2 separate regions of the Homo sapiens genome follow, and region 1 is linked to region 2. Evidence: chromatin loops called from intact Hi-C (ENCODE). Cell type or tissue: dorsolateral prefrontal cortex. All regions are shown on one strand. Each heading gives the region's core, and the rest is flanking DNA. Links, peaks and the distances in the headings are about the cores only.

The links. Peaks named below come from ENCODE experiments on the same cell type or tissue, not always from the same donor. Only the 100,000 strongest peaks of a DNase experiment are listed, where the experiment ranks them.
Region 1: a loop joins it to region 2, with 10 times the contacts of the local background. A loop is called at or near these places in 6 of 110 quality-filtered maps.

What each region holds. Positions count from the first base shown.
Region 1 is chr7:92,174,293-92,182,298 of GRCh38, forward strand. It overlaps LRRD1 (leucine rich repeats and death domain containing 1), which reads right to left and starts at 4,850. Exons shown (of 6, transcript NM_001161528.2): 1 at 4,715-4,850. It overlaps CYP51A1-AS1 (CYP51A1 antisense RNA 1), which reads left to right. Exons shown (of 3, transcript NR_122110.1): 3 at 4,559-6,433. RefSeq lists a silencer at 4,711-4,820. In dorsolateral prefrontal cortex, for the core only: CTCF peaks have their summits at 4,747 (motif pointing right) and 4,952; a DNase peak (open chromatin) is centred at 4,779; H3K4me3 peaks cover 1,401 bases; H3K27ac peaks cover 1,701 bases.
Region 2 is chr7:91,876,343-91,884,348 of GRCh38, forward strand. It overlaps MTERF1 (mitochondrial transcription termination factor 1), which reads right to left and starts at 4,360. Exons shown (of 3, transcript NM_006980.5): 1 at 4,315-4,360; 2 at 3,713-3,771. The coding sequence starts at 3,741. It overlaps LOC112267986 (a long non-coding RNA gene), which reads left to right and starts at 4,460. Exons shown (of 2, transcript XR_002956514.2): 1 at 4,460-4,522. In dorsolateral prefrontal cortex, for the core only: CTCF peaks have their summits at 4,469 (motif pointing left) and 4,677; DNase peaks (open chromatin) are centred at 4,459 and 5,369; H3K4me3 peaks cover 2,088 bases; H3K27ac peaks cover 1,168 bases.

The DNA.
Region 1 (8,006 bases), core at 1,759-6,758, 300 kb after region 2:
TGTATATTTCAAAATAACTAGAAGAGAATAATTTGAATGTTTCTAGCATAAGGAAAAGGCAAATATTTATGTTTATGGCTATCACAGCTTCACTGATTTGATCTTTACAAATTACATGATTGTATTAAATTATCACATATACCTTGAAAATATCTACATATATTATGTATCAATTAGAATATATATATATATATATATATATATATATATATATATATTTTTTTTTTTTTTTTTTTTTTTTTTTTGAGACAGAGTTTTGCTCTTGTTGCCCATGGCACAATCTCGGTTCACAGCAACCTCTGCCTCCCGGGTTCAAAGTGGTTCTCCTCCCTCAGCCTCCCGAGTAGCTGGGATTACAGGCATGCGCCACCATGCCCAGCTAATTTTGTATTTTTAGTAGAGATGGGGTTTCACCATGACGTCCGGTCCTAAAAAAATATTTAATAAAACTTTAAGTTTTGAAGGTTATTAAGATAATCTATGTCCAGGCTGGGCGTGGTGGCTCACACCTGTAATCCCAGCACTTTGGGAGGCCAAGGTGGGTGGATCACCTGAGGTCAGGAGTTCAAGACCAACCTGGCCAACATGGAGAAACCCCGTCTCTACTAAAAATAAAAATAAAAAAATTAGCTGGGAGTGGTGGTCCATGCCTGTAGTCCCAGCTACTTGGGACGCTGAGGCAGAATTGCTTGAACTCAGGAGGTGGAGGTTGCAGTGAGCCAAGATCACACCAATGCACTCCAGCCTGAGCAACAAGAGTGAAATTCCATCTCAAAAACAAAAACAAAACACAAAACACAAAAAAAACCCATAATGTGTGTCCATATTATCTCCACTCAAAGTTTCTCAAAATATGTAGTTTATGGTCTTATCTGTTTTTACTATGGCTGAGTCAAAGTATTTAGGTTTGTAATCTTCTATTTCCATAATGTTTTTTGCCATATTTCAATTTTATGGTTTTTTGCTTTTTGTGCCTTAAGAAATTCTTCTACATTTACTTCTGTATCAGAGTCCTACAAGAAAGAGATGATCCACTCAAATTGAGTAATTTGAGGAAACTTTAACAGAGTGCTGGCCAGGCGTGGTGGCTCATGCCTGCAATCCCAGCACTTAGGGAGGCCAGGGCAGTTGGATCACCCGAGGTCAGGAGTTTGAGACCAGCCTGACCATCATGGTGAAACTCTGTCTCCACTAAAAATGCAAAAATTAGCTGGGCATGGTGGCGCACGGCTGTAATCCCAGCTACTCGGGAGGCTGAGGCAGGAGAATCGCCTGAACCCATTGAGGCAGAGGTTGCAGTGAGCAGAAATCACGCCATTGTACTCCAGCCTGGGCAACAAGAGTGAAACTCCATCCCAGAAAAAAACAAAACAAAAAAACAAAAACAGAGTGCTTATTTACAAAGGTGTAGCCAGAGTGTAAGGAAACCATAAATTCTAAAAAATGCTATGCTTTGCTTTTCACAATTAGGTTTTTAATCCACATGGAAATGATTTTGTGTATGCTGTGAAATAAGGATCTAATTTATTTTCTCATGCCTAGTCAATTGTCTCCAACAATTTATTTTTCAATAGTAAATTATTCATTGATTTCTAATTCTTCAATCATAGTTCATATATGTGTGGAGATGTTTCTGAACTTTCAGTTCTATTCCTTTTTATCTAAGTTGGTATCAATACCACATGTTTTAATGATTATAACTTTGTAATAAATCTGGATATCTGGTAGAGAAAGTCCTCTCACTTTATCCTTTTCTTAAAAACTATGGTGGTTATTCTCAGTTCTTTACATAGCCAGATCAATTTTAGGATAAGTATGTCAAGTTCCACAAAGTATCTTGCTTGGATTTCAGTTAGAATTAAATTAAATTTGTAACTTTATTTGGGAAAGAAGTGATATACCCATGGTATTGAGTCTTCCTATTTAATAACATGGCATATTTCTTTTGCGATGGAGAATAATATCTTTTTTTAGTTTTTAAAATACTGTCATATAGAAACTACTACTAATTTTTATATGTTGGTCTTGTATGTAGCAATCTGACTAGGTTCTCTTATTAGTTCTAACAACTTTATACATTCTCCTAGACTTTCTATAAAGACAATATTCTAAGTATTGACAGTTGTTTCCAATTGTATGACTTACTTATTTTAGTGTCTTATTGCATTTTTTAACCCCTTTAGTACAAAGTGGAATAGTAGAGATAATACCAGCTATCTTTGTCTTGTTCCTTTAATCACTGGTGTGGTATATTACATTAAGAGATTCTCTCATTTTTTTTTTTTTTTTGAGACAAAGTCTTGCTCTGTTGCCCAGACTGGAGTGCAGTGGTGCAATCTCGGCTCACTGCAACCTCCGCCTTCCAGGTTCAAGTGATTCTCCTGCCTCAGCCTCCTGAGTAGCTGGGACTACAGGTGCATGCCACTATGCTGGGCTAATTTTGTATTTTTAGTAGAGATGGGGTTTCTGCATGTTAGTCAGGCTGGTCTCGAACTCCTGACCTCAGGTGATCCACTCGCCTCAGCCTCCCAAAGTGCTGAGATTACAGGTGTAAGCCACCATGCCTGGCCACATTAATAGATTATTAAGCATGAGGCATTTCTTGGATAAGTCAAACTTGGTTATGATATAATACTTGTGTGTTTGTGTGTGTATATATATATATATATAAAACAAGAATATATTACTTGTATAATATATAAATAATAAAAATATAAGAAATTTATTACTTATACAAGTAATATACAAATGATATATAAATAATATATTACTAATTACTATAGTTTATACATGGTAATGAATATTAATACATAGTAACATAATATGACATTACTTATCAATTATTATATATTATAAATCTGGTCACATTATATTACTGAGTAAATGTAACATTTACTCAGATTTTTTATGCCCATGTTCATTAGTAATTTTGCTGATTTTTTTTTAATACTCTTTGTCCAGTTTTGGTTTCAAGGTTATACTACCATCATAGAATGAGCTGGGAAGCCTATTCTAATTAGCTATTTGTTGAAGCATTTTACATATTTTGGGATAATGCATTCCCTGAAGGTTCAGTAAAATTTATTTTGTGCTCTCTTTAATGGTTAGTGGTTTGTTCAGATTTTCTTCTTCTTCTTGAGAACATATGGGGATATAATTGCCTTCCCTGGCTTCATATTTCCTTGTGGAGGAAATTCTACACATAATGCCCCTGACCTGGAGCTTTATTGCTACAATTTCTCCTCTGTGGAGAAGACAGGCAGATGACTCATGAGCTCAGCTCCTTCTGGGCTCTTACTTTCAAGGCTGTCTGCTTGCAAGATTTATGTTCTAGTCAGCTGTCTTCCATAGAATAAGGGGACTGTATACTTGTGTGGGGAGGCCAAGGTTGTGTGTGATGACAGACTAATTATGCCAAATTCCTGAGCAAATTATTGCAGTCTACTTAGCTGCAGATCAACACCATTTTCTCTAAACTATTTTATCAGTAACAAAGATGATATTTTGACCTACATCTGCCTGACTATATTTGATGATACAGAACTTGGGAGGGGAAGAAAGGGTGTTATTCTTTAAACAGCACAGATATGCAATGAAATTTCCATTAATCCAGAATATACATAGTGGTTAACATGCAGTGATTTGAAATAAAATATTATTTGAAAAGCTATTTTTATAGCTGCAAAATATTGCATTGAAGAGGCTGCCACCAATTATTTGTTTCCATATGAGCATTTTAAAGGCTGATACACAACATTTTAAAAATGTATATGCACCTTGAGAGGCCCAGGCGTGCAGATCACGAGATCAGGAGATCGAGACCATCCTGGCTAACACGGTGAAACCCCGTCTGTACTAAAAATACAAAAAATTAGCCAGGCGTAGTGGCGGGCGCCTGTAGTCCCAGCTACTCGGGAGGCTGCGGCAGGAGAATCGCTTGAACCCGGGCGGTGGAGGTTGCGGTGAGCCGAGATCACGCCATTGCACTCCAGCCTGGGCAACAAGAGCAAAACTCCGTCTCAAAAGACAAACAAAAAACTATATGAAAAAGTCTCTCATTATTTTCACAAGCATTAAGAATCTCACTTAAAAACATGGCTGGGCGCGGTGGTTCACGCCTGTAATCCCACCACTTTGAGGGGGCGAGGCAGGCAGATCACTTGAGGTCAGGAGTTCGAGACCAGCCTGGCCAACAGGGTGAAACCCCGTCTCTACTAAAAATACAAAATTAGCCGGTCGTGGCGGCGCGCGCCTGTAATCCTAATTACTCGGGAGGCTGAGACAGGAGAATTACTTGAACCCAGGAGGCAGAGGTTGCAATGAGCCGAGATTGCACCACTGCACTCCAGCCTGGGCAACAAGCGCGAAACTCTGTCGCAAAAAATAAATAAATACATACATACATACATACAAATATTGCCAATTTGATAGGCAAAAATATATGCAAATTATGTTTTAACAAATATTAATAAAGTTGAACAATGGCCCAATGTAATTTGTTACCTATCTGAAAGACATGCACATTCAGGGAGTTACAGTACTTTTTCATGTCTTGCAGCATCAACAAATTGTTTTCTAAATGTGGAAAAAGAGACATTCAGTACAGGCTAACGTAACGTGGGACAGCATGCAAAGCCATGAGAAGTGGGAAAATGAGAGAGAATCTGGGCGTGGCTTACAGGGCTGCTGAAGTAAGACACACCCTTCGCTTCACCTGTGGCCTCCCGCGGCGGCTGCGGCTCCTTCGCAGGACCGGTAGGGGGCGCGCGCGGTTGAGTCCAGCAATTGCGAGGACCTCCGCAGGCGCAGCCCAGCACTGACGCCTCTCCGGGCCGTGGCTCCTCTTTCCCAGGCCGAAAGCGGCCGGGCCCTCTGCTCCGCTGCGCCCTGGCGCGGCCGCACCCACTGCGCGTTTGTGAGCTGGCCATCGGTCACACTGGGATACTCGAGGAGGAGGCCTGGGGCCTGCATTCAATTCCCTAAGAGGGACCCGCGCTGGCCGCTGCAGGCGGGTGGAGAACGGGCGTCTGAGTCTTTGGCTTTCGTACCGGAATCTCCCCGGGAGATTTTACAAGCCCCTCCGAATGTTCTGATTGAATTGGTCTGGGGGGGTCGGTCCGGGCATCTAACGAGCAGCCGGGATGGAGAATTACTAGTCTGGATTCTGGTCCTCAGAGGTTCACTCACGTTAATCAACCCGAGTCCATCTTGGTGGGATTGTCTTGCTCCGAGGCCCTCCCACTGAGCTTTATTTTCCTGCCTGATTTCGGGGTCCGCTAACAGGATGAACAGCGGACCATACAGGCACGGTGAAAATGACACTTGGTGACGTGGAAGACCCAGCTTGCCACAGTTGAGGCAGAGCTCCTCAGGGTCTTTTGTCTTAGTTATCCCCGAGCTATTTTTCAGGAACCGACAGGCTCCCCCACCCCAACACCGGATGAAGGCCAGCAACTGGAGGCCAGGAATAATCAAGCACGCTCTCATTTCAAAGAGGTGACGATTGTGCCCGTGTTTAAAAGGGATGCCTGAGACCATGAGGATTTGGAGTTTTGGAGGCGGATCTGCCTTTGGGGAGTGAGCGTAGGGCCCTAAGATGTGGTTGTGCTTTGAGACAGTTCCCAGGGTGATGTGTCCCATCATCCAAACATTGCAGGATAAGTCAAAGTTACAGAAAGACTCTAGTTTACTTCCAGCCTAACATTACCAAAATACGGTATTTGTCAGAAAACATGTAGTATTTGTATAATTTGAGAATGTAATTGAAGAACCCGATATAGAGCTTTTAGAAAGGGGAAATAGAAAACTTAAAAAGAATCTTGCTTGGTATATTAATACCAACATCTAAAATATAATAAAATTGAATAAACCAGTGAGTTTTATACTATGATTGAAATAAAATGCCACTATGTTCTTAAGAGTGCTAGTTTAACAGGAAATCTCCAATGCATTATTATCTAGACTCATCTCAAAGGCTCACTTTTCATTTGCATGGGCCCTTGCTATTTGTAGGGTAGGAGGCAGCACCTCGTTCTGGTGGCTGCCACCTTCATGAGGAGACACTCCTTGTTAACAGGATGGTTAGCCCACGGCTCTTCCCAGCCCCCTTTTCCACACCCAGTAAATTGTTTTAGTTTATGGCCCTCAGCTGCAGTTGCAATCATCATCAAATTCCAGTTTTGAATTTAAAGGTGAATAATGAATGCAATGAACTTTCTAGAATTTATGAAGGGCAGTGATGTTCCTTTTTATCTAATAATTCTACATGTGTAGCCTTTCAGTATGCTATTCTGTGGACTGAATTTACAAATTGTCATTTGTTTAATGAACTGTTAATATAACATGATGACTAACTGAAAACACATACAATTTGCTGGTATTCCAGAAGTCTATGGATTTCGTTGTTTTGTTTAAATAAAAGGCATTAAAAGCAGCTGCTTAGTATACTTACCTTCTTCACTCAGCATAAGGTAGAGGTGAAAAAACCTTCTTAATTTGGCAATTTATATAACCTTTTGTTTTTGGAATACAGTTTTCTTCCCCTTTACATTCGTTCTTTAGCCTAAATCCTAAGTTTCCGACTTGCGATTTAAACTCCACATGAGAGAACAGGTTGGAATTTTATCTTTAATAATTTTATTTATAACTCGAAAGTAAGTTTCAAAATATTTTGTCATAGTAACTCCTATAAGTGTTTATTTAATCCATCTTGTAAATTTTCTATTTCTGTATCTTTAATATATTTAACTATTCATTTGACTGTTAATGACTAAAAAAGGGGGAACATTAACTTCACTGCAATCAGGAAAACTCTTTCAAACTGTTATATAAAAGAATATATATGGTGTACGAACACCCATGTATTTTTAAAAAGTAAATAACAGGTAAACCAAAGCTCAGATAAAATCCAACTTTTAAATATATATAATTAATTGTTAGAGAACTGGCTAAAATAAAGATACAGGTTGGCTTTTCTTCCTCCTAATGGTTATGTGTACAAAACTAAATTTAGTATTAATTGAAAGCAAAAAACCCAGAAAGGGAAAATGGCACACATTTGATTTAGGTGAAAATTATTTACTCATTTTTCTATCTGCAGGTGATTTATCATTTTAGGTTCTTTCCCTTCCACTGTCCAACTGGTATATAATCAGTAAATACAAACAAAAATACCAACATCTGTAAAATATAACTAGGAAGGCACGCTATGAAACATAACATAGCATATTCCAAAAGTCAACAACGGATTTGCTGGTTACTGGATTGAAATTATACTTATTTGCTCATAAAATTGAGTTCATGGCATAATTACATAATTCTGTGGCAAAGCATTTGGTATGCTCTAGGGGAGACATGTTTTAAAAACAATTGCCTTGGGTTTTTTTAATTTTAAAAATAATTACAAATTTTATTTTTAATTCAGGGACATGTGCACATTTGTTACATGGGCATATTGCATGATGCTGAGGTTTGGGGTATGATTGATCCCATCATCCAGGTACTGAGCATAGTACCCAAACGTTTTTCAACCCTTACCCCCATCCCTCCCTCCCACCTCCAGTAGTCCCCAGCGTCTGTTTTTGCCATCTTTATGTCCATAAGTACCCAGTGTTTAGCTCTCACTTATAAGTGAGGGCTTGCGGTATTTGGTTTTCTGTTCCTGAACTAATTCACTTAGGATAGTGGCCTCCAGTTGCATGCACGTTGTTGCAAAGGACATCGTTTCATTCTTTTTTGTGGCTGTGTAGTATTCTATAGTGTGTATATACCACATTTCCTTTATCAAATCCACCGTTGATGGGCACCTAGGTTGATTTCATGTCTTTGCTATTGTGAATAGTACTGTGATGAACATACAGGAGTATTTGTCTTTTGGGAGAATAATTTATTTTCTTTTGGATATATACCAAGTGATGGGATTAATGATGAAAAGGTAGTTCTAAGTTCTTTGAGAAGTCTCCAAACTGCTTTCTACTGTGGCTGAACTAATTTACAGTCCCACTCAC
Region 2 (8,006 bases), core at 1,972-6,971:
ATATATAGCTGTAACAAGTTCGTGCTTGATTTCTAATTACTTACAATGGGCTCTTACTTAGAAAAGGCATTTCTTTTTTCTCCTTCTCCTAATTAAGCATAAAACAGAAAATAGAGATAGATAATTCCAACCCACTACTAACCTCTTTGGGCTAAAGATACTGCTTTCAAGATCAATTTCAAAGAAAGCCTCTTTGTGTCTGTCCTTTCAATTACTCCAATTTTAACTAGAACTTGATTATGCCTACAGGCAGGGAACATTCCTGTGGCTCACATAATCTACAGATTCTCACAGAATTGGGAAAAGATCCCAAAACTACAGAATCAAGTAATGTTCAAAGCCAAATGCAAGGTACTCACAACATAAACATCAAACAACAAAAGCACATTTCAGATTGATCCATACTCTACTGAGCTCACTATTCTTCACTTCTCCGTAATACCACATACTACTCTGTAATTACTCTTCCAAAAATGCATGAATTTAGAAACTTTAAAATATAATTATCCTTCTAACTGAAGAATGACGGCTCTACCTTGCATAGTTCAACAGCCTGTTTTCTCTTCCAGATGCTCGACTGACCTCTACTGGAATAAAGGGGCAGAATGCGTCAGCTGGAAATCAGATCAGTACTTTCTAGAGAGGTCCAAGATGATACAATGGGATGGAGGAAGAAAATAGTTAAAACTACAATTTGTATTTGTCTTAGCCTTTGAAAAATTCTTTCTACATATGTTTTATAATATAAACAATATGATTGTACTGTAAGACATATATAATCAATAAACAAATGTACATATATTGTAGGCATATTTCTATTGACAATGTACACAATCAAAAAAGTGTGAAGACTACTAGACAGTGCACTTTCTTAGGACTATTAGCATCATGGTAAACAGGCTGAATAAGCCACAGAATGTTCAACAGAAATTCTATTAATAACAAACTAAAAATAGGTGAAAATGTAAGCCAAAATTCCTAACAAAAAGTAACAAATCTATAAACGTTTCTTCTAAATCTGTCACAAGTAAATTTCATGTCTTGTGTATAACTCATCCTCCATGGAAGTTTCTTCCACACAAACTTAACATGCCCCAAACTTGAGTATCTTTCCCAGTCCCCAAATTTGCCCTCTTCTGACTAAAGATATCATTATCACAATCACTATCTAAGAGTCATTTGTGATAAAAATCTAAAAGTGAGCTTTGCTTTCTTCCTCTTCCTCAACTCCAGTCATCAAATCACGTAGACTCAACTTCTTTGGCATCTCTCTGAAATCCAACCTCGCTACTCTTTGTAATTCTCATTCTGTTACAAGTCTTCATTCTCTTTTACCCAGCCTGTAACAGCCACCTGATGTGCTTCTCTGACATCCATCACTCGAAACTGCCACCATACTGACATTTGTAAAATGATGTGATTATGTCCCTCATTCTCTGATTAAAGACCTTCTGTAGCTCTCCCCGAAAAAACAAAATCTTCAAAGTGATCTTTTTCTAGCTACCTTTTCAGTTAGCTAACTACCTTACCATCTACTTCTAACTACCTTTCTAGCTATCTCTTCTATTGTACCACCTCAATACCTAGCACTATCGCCTCTCAAACCTCTGATCCCAAACATCCTTGCCCATTCCTGTCTCCCTACCTTTGCTTAAGCTGTTCTTTCTTTTAGAAAGGCCCATCCTCCTGATGCCTATCCATAGGACAAGGTCCCATTCAAATATAATCTTCCCTCAAATCCTTAACTTACTTTAAAATACTAACCACTGAAATCAACCATTTGTTTTATGATAATTTATTACTAAGGAATCTAAAACTAAGCTTTCTATTTATAGAAAACAAGAGCTGAAATGGACTTACAACTGGCAACTGAAATTTGGTCTTGATTACAATACTAAAATGCAATAAATTTACTCTAAAAATGACATCTAAAAATGACATGTGTGGTCTCAGCTAAACCTAGAAATTTGGTCTTGATTACAATACTAAAATGCAGTAAATTTACTCTAAAAATGACATGTGTGGTCTCAGCTAAACTTAGAAACAGTAATTAATAATATTGACTGTTAATGAACATATGAGGAAACAGAGGAAATTCTCAAATATTGTTAATGGACCAGAATTTGGCACCAGCTGCCACAATTTTAAATGTTCATAGCCTTTAATTCAGCATTTCCACTTCTTGGAGATTATCCAAAGGGGGAAAAAAGGGCCAGGGGCAGCGGCTCACACCTGTAATGCCAGCATTTTGGAAAGCCAAGGTGGGAGGATTGCTTAAACCCAGGAGTTTGAGACCAGCCTGGACAACAAAGTGAGACCCTTATTCTACAAAAAATCAAAACATTAGCCAACTGTAACAGCACACACCTATAGTCCCAGCTGCTCAGAAGGCTGAGGTAGGAGGACTGCTTGAGCCCAGGAGATCCAGACTGCAGTGAGCCATAATCTAGCCACTGCACCCCAGCCTGGATGACAGAGTGAGCCCATCTCAAAAAGAAAAAAAGACAATATGTGTTTGTTATGAAAAAGGATGACTAGGCCAAGCACAGTGGCTTCACACCTATAATCTCACCACTTTGAGATGTTGGCCAGGAGTTTGAGATCAGCCTGGCCAACATGACGAAACCCCATCTCTACTAAAAATACTAAAATTAGCCAGGCATGGTGATATATGTCTCTAATCCCAGCTACTCAGGTGGCTAAGGCACAATAACTGCTTAAACCTGGGAGGCGGAGGTTGTAGTGAGCTGAGATTGCACCACTGCACTCCAGTCTGGGCAACAGAGCAAGAATCTGTCTCATAAAAAAAGAAAATAGAAGAAAAAGAAAGAAAGAAAAAGGATGACCATCATAACATTATTTGCTATAACAAAGAAGAAGAAACCCAAATGGCCACCAATAGAATAATTAATAAATTGTGGTACATCTATGCAATATACTATAAAGGTGCCAAAAATAAAGGCCGATCTACTGCAATCAAAAGATGTCAGATATTCTACATGACAAACTGCTTAACAGTATGGATAATGCCATGTATATTAAAGGCGGGGAGGGGGACGTTAATATATACAGAGGGGGAAAGTGGAATGACACTTATTTCTGAAAGATTATTAGAGGCTATGTACTACTTCTGAAATACTGGGACTTTATTTAATGAATATGTGTTACTTTGCAGTCAGATGAAAAAATTTAAACAAGTAAAACTGGCCTTTGGTGTGAAAAACAATGGAAAATACAAATTATCTTTATCTATTTTTCGGTTTCTAGTACCAAAAAAGTCACACTTCAAAATTCTCCATGATGCTTTACTCTTAGCAACGGATCTCCATTCAAAATACTCATAATATCTAGTAGGGTAAATGAACATCTAAATAGCCTAATACAAGAAAGTTAGCAACTTTCCTCACGTACAAATTTCAAAAATGGTACCTATTCAAAAATTGACTTCGATCTATTTCTCAAATTGACTTTTTAATTAACCAAAACCATTATCCAAAGGGCTAATGTTCAAACTTAACAAACACTGAAAATTTCTATGCTTGTAGTATGAGGGGTCTAAAAAAAGATTTACGTTCGCCTCTGCCCCACAACTGGCCTGTTAAAAAGGCTGTTAATGGAAATAACTAATCACTGGCCCTAAAATACCACATTCCAGCTGGTCTTCTTTTGATACAGCAAGCTAAGTTTGGAGATCTTTACATGCATTTCTCACCTTGTTTGTCCTAAGGAAAGGCTCTGCATCCCTCCAGAAAGGCTGGAGAACAGCTATCTCTGGAAATGACACACACACACAAAAAAAAGGCAAAATATTTCAGGCCTTCCTAATACAAAATAAGAGATCGATCCCAGCTAACGTTCTCGTTGCATTATGTTCTCGTGAGATGCATTACCTCTTGCAAACAACATTTCTCAGACATACAGAAAAGAAAACGGCAAGTACATGCCTACATATGATGGGAAAAGGTAGCGGAATCACGAATACGTTTTGTACCAAAGCTAAGTGCTTCATATATATTGTCTCGCTTTACTCCCCACAACAATTTAAAAGGTAGGCATAAGCCTTAAAATTACAAAATCTGAAACAGCGCCGAGCTCCCATACTAGCCTGCCTTCGCTAGCTGAAGCATTAGGGTTCGAACCCAGGTGGGTCTTTCTTAACTCAAAACCAAGGTAATTCCACACCGAAGGCTCTTTCCATCCCTCTTCCTCCTCCAAAGACAAATCTGCAAAGGGCTGCACTGTACAGCAGTCACCCACACCCACTTCTTAACAAAAAGAAAGGAAAGCACAGCCTCACCACCTTCCCAATCTCACCCTGAACTGCACCCATCCACTGTAGTTCGCTTTTACTTCCGCCTCTGGGGTCCGGAGCGGCTAGGAGGAGCGGAAGTGGAAAAGACTAACTTCCGGCCTCGGGTCGCGCGCAGAGGTGATGTCGTTGGTCCTGCGCCCCCTCGTGGCGGTACTTCAGCCCTTCGCAGCCCGACGCTAGGGGCCTGGCAGGGGGCAGCAAGAGACCGCGGTGAGCGCGGGGTATTGAACGCCAAAGAAGGGGTTTGGAGGGTGGGGTGGGGCCTGGGACTCCCAGTCGCCTGGGCAGATGTCCGTGGGGAACTGTAAGGCATCTTATAGGGATCCTACAGGGGGCATCCACTGCCGGCCGACGACACGTGGTGGAAAAGTAGCTATTATTTACATGCGTGTTGCAGTTTTTGATAATGCGATTGCTGCTGCTAATGTGACTAACGCGATGCCGATGAACATCTCGGCGTTTTTTGGTGCAGGATAAGCGGGTGTAGACTCTGTCTGTTTAGTCCCAGATTCTCCTCCTTTAATGAACTACCGTGGAAATCCTGGAGTGTCACTGCTGGTCTGAATTCAGCATCCGCCTTCAGGCTGGAAATCAATTCTAGTATACTTCGATTTCCTTACTTGCAGTTCGAATTCAAATATGATTCTTTTGACATTGTGAGGGTTTGCGCTATTTAAAGAATGGAGGCAACCGAAACCTCATCTCCACAGTGGATGCATTTTTGCTCCCTCCCGAGGCGTTGCCTTAAGCCACGCGGTCCTGTCAGCCTCACCTGCCTAGTGATGGTGACAATGGAAGAGATAAAGCTTCAATTCAAGGCACTTCTCCTGTGACCATCAAAAGAAAGATAATATCTACATTAATGAATTAATTGTGTCTGTCGAGTTATCCTCAGGAGACGATGGTGATTTGGTCCTTAAAAAAACACAGGATCAACAGGATTGACCCTGAATTCTACAAAGAGGAAAAATTTCAGGCATTACTAACTCCTCCATGTACAAGCCTAATGATGTAATTTTCTGGCCGGGCGCGATGGCTCATGCCTGTAATCCCAGCACTTTGGGAGGCCAAGGCGGGAGGATGGCTTGAGGCCAGGAGTTCGAGACCAGCCTGGCCAACATGGTGAAACCCCATCTCTACAAAAAGTACAAACATTAGCCAGGCGTGGTCACAGGTGCCTGTAGTCCCAGCTACTTGGGAGGCTAAGGTGGGAGAATCACCTGAGCCTGGGAGGTTGAGGCTGCAGTGAGCCGTGATTGTGCCACTACACTCTAGCCTGGGTGACACAGTGAACCTTGTCTCAAGAAAGAAAAAGAATTTTCTTTATCCCATTTCTTTCTCCTTTTTCTTTTTTTTTTTTTTTTTTCCTTTAGACGGAGTCTCACTCTGTTGCCAGGCTGGAGTGCAATGGCGCGATCTCGGCTCACTACAACCTCTGCCTCCCGGGTTCAAGCGATTCCCCTGCCTCAGCCTCCCGAGTAGCTGGGAGTACAGGCGCGTGCCACCATGCCCGGCAATTTTTTTGTTTTGTTTTTTGTTTTTTTGTTTTTTTGTATTTTAGTAGATACGGGGTTTCACCATGTTGGCCAGGATGGTCTCGATCTCCTGACCTCATGATCCACCCACCTCGGCCTCCCAAAGTGTTGGGATTACAGGCGTGAGCTACCGCACCCGGCGTGTTTATCCCATTTCTATGCCAATGAACCAATTACGTTTTACCATCACTCTTCCCCTTTGACTACTCCTAGTTGGGTTGTTGTTGTCACTTTGTTTTTAATTAACTCTCTGTTTTGTTGGTTTAGAAGGATAAAGATTTATCTTTGGGAATTTAAAATACTAATAATCAGTCTATCTATTAAGTAAACTACTTACTGCAATTCCTCCAGGTAAAAATTAGTCCCAAAAAATTGGAGATGGCTTTTAAAATGTGAATTTCTAAAATCTATATTCCTTCTGCATGGAAGGAGCTCCTATGTCTGAATTAATATTATTATATATTATGTATATACACACACACAAACTGCTTTACAATCGGCATGTAAAATAAAATTTAGAGATTAAATTAAATAAAATAACCTTTGAGATTATTGAGCCCCAGCCCTCTCATTTTACAAATGAGAACACTGAAACCCATACAGTAGGAACTAGCAAGAGAATGCATGTCTTATATTTTCTTTACCAGTAACTCTAAGATTTATACCACATACTTTGTTGTATTGATTTAGCTATCAATAATTATTTCAGACTTACTTAGGTAACATCACCTATGTTGGTTTTTAGTGATATTTTGTCGGTAAAGGCAGATTGGTTCTTTTGAAAATAAGTTCCATATTTCCCATCAGAAATTTTCTGATTATAAATCTATTTTAATTGCATATTATAAAATACTGAAAGTATAACAATAGAAGTGTAATAATGGTTGGGTTAGGATGTTGTATAATTAATTAGGTTTCTTTCTTATTGTATTTCTTCAGTGATTTTTGAAATGTCATTACCTCCAGTAAGAGAAATGACTACTGCCTCATCGTCCTTTATGATGTTTTACAATAGGACCTGTATATACTTTGCCTGTATTTCATTTGTTTATTCAATGAACATTTTTTCAGCACCTTCACATTCCAGGCCCTGTTTTCAAGTTAGGGGACATAGTGGAAACCAAGACAAAGCCCCTGCCTTCCTGGACCTTATTTCTAGTGGCAGGTCTTACTCTCAGCCTGAATGTCTTCTCCTCTACATGCCTCTTCCATCTCCTTCCCCAGGACCATAGCAGACCCATGTCCCTACCAAGTTGATGTAATTAAGAAAAATAAAGTGGCTGAGTGTAGTGATTCACACCTGTAATCCCAACACGTTGGACTTAGATACTCAGAAGCTGGGCTGAAAGTCAAGTCTGAAGACAGAATCTGTGCTGTATTCAGAAGTGCCTCTGCCTTTTATAATTAAGAATTTTTTGACTGTGCCAAATGTGCCTGTTCCTCTGCCCTGGAAGTGTCCTTCTTGCTTTATGCAAATAGATTTCTGGCAAACCACAGCCCCTCAATTGACCATTCATTCATGTTTGAATCTCAGCAAGCCCAATTAAGGTCAAAAAGAAAGTGGCCCTTCATTCCTCCCACTCTTACCTTCAGTTGATACAACACCCGCAGACTCCTGGATTCAGTAGACAAATGCCTGCCCCACCCCCACATCAACTTCACAGACAGACCTGCTAGCTTCCTATGTGACTTACTTGAGGGCCCTCAGAGGACCATCAGGTCTCTACCCAGGACTCCCTTATTCCATTCTCTTGCCTGCAGCTGTTTTGGTTGCCAAAAGCATAAAATGTCTCCCAGTTGTTCAAGGCTAATTAAAGTGGTAGATAAAGTTACCCAGAGAGTCTCAGGTTAACACTTTGTTGGCAAAAAATAAAAAAGATTGCTTAATTTCCCCCCTTTTCACAATTGCTTTTTAACAATTTAAGATTTCTAAAGATTTTACTTCAGGCAACTTTATTTCTCTGAAGTGTGCCTAAAGACTTCCTGAGTCAGCTTTCATGCTCCCACACTCATTACCACAAGGGTCTGTGGCAAAGAACTGGATACTTAGCCTAGCAAATTTGCTGATTCCAGACCTGATATGACAGCAATTCCCATGGTAGTTGGATCAGCCTGACAGAGTTGGCCAAGAGAAACACAATAATCATTTGAGATGCTAT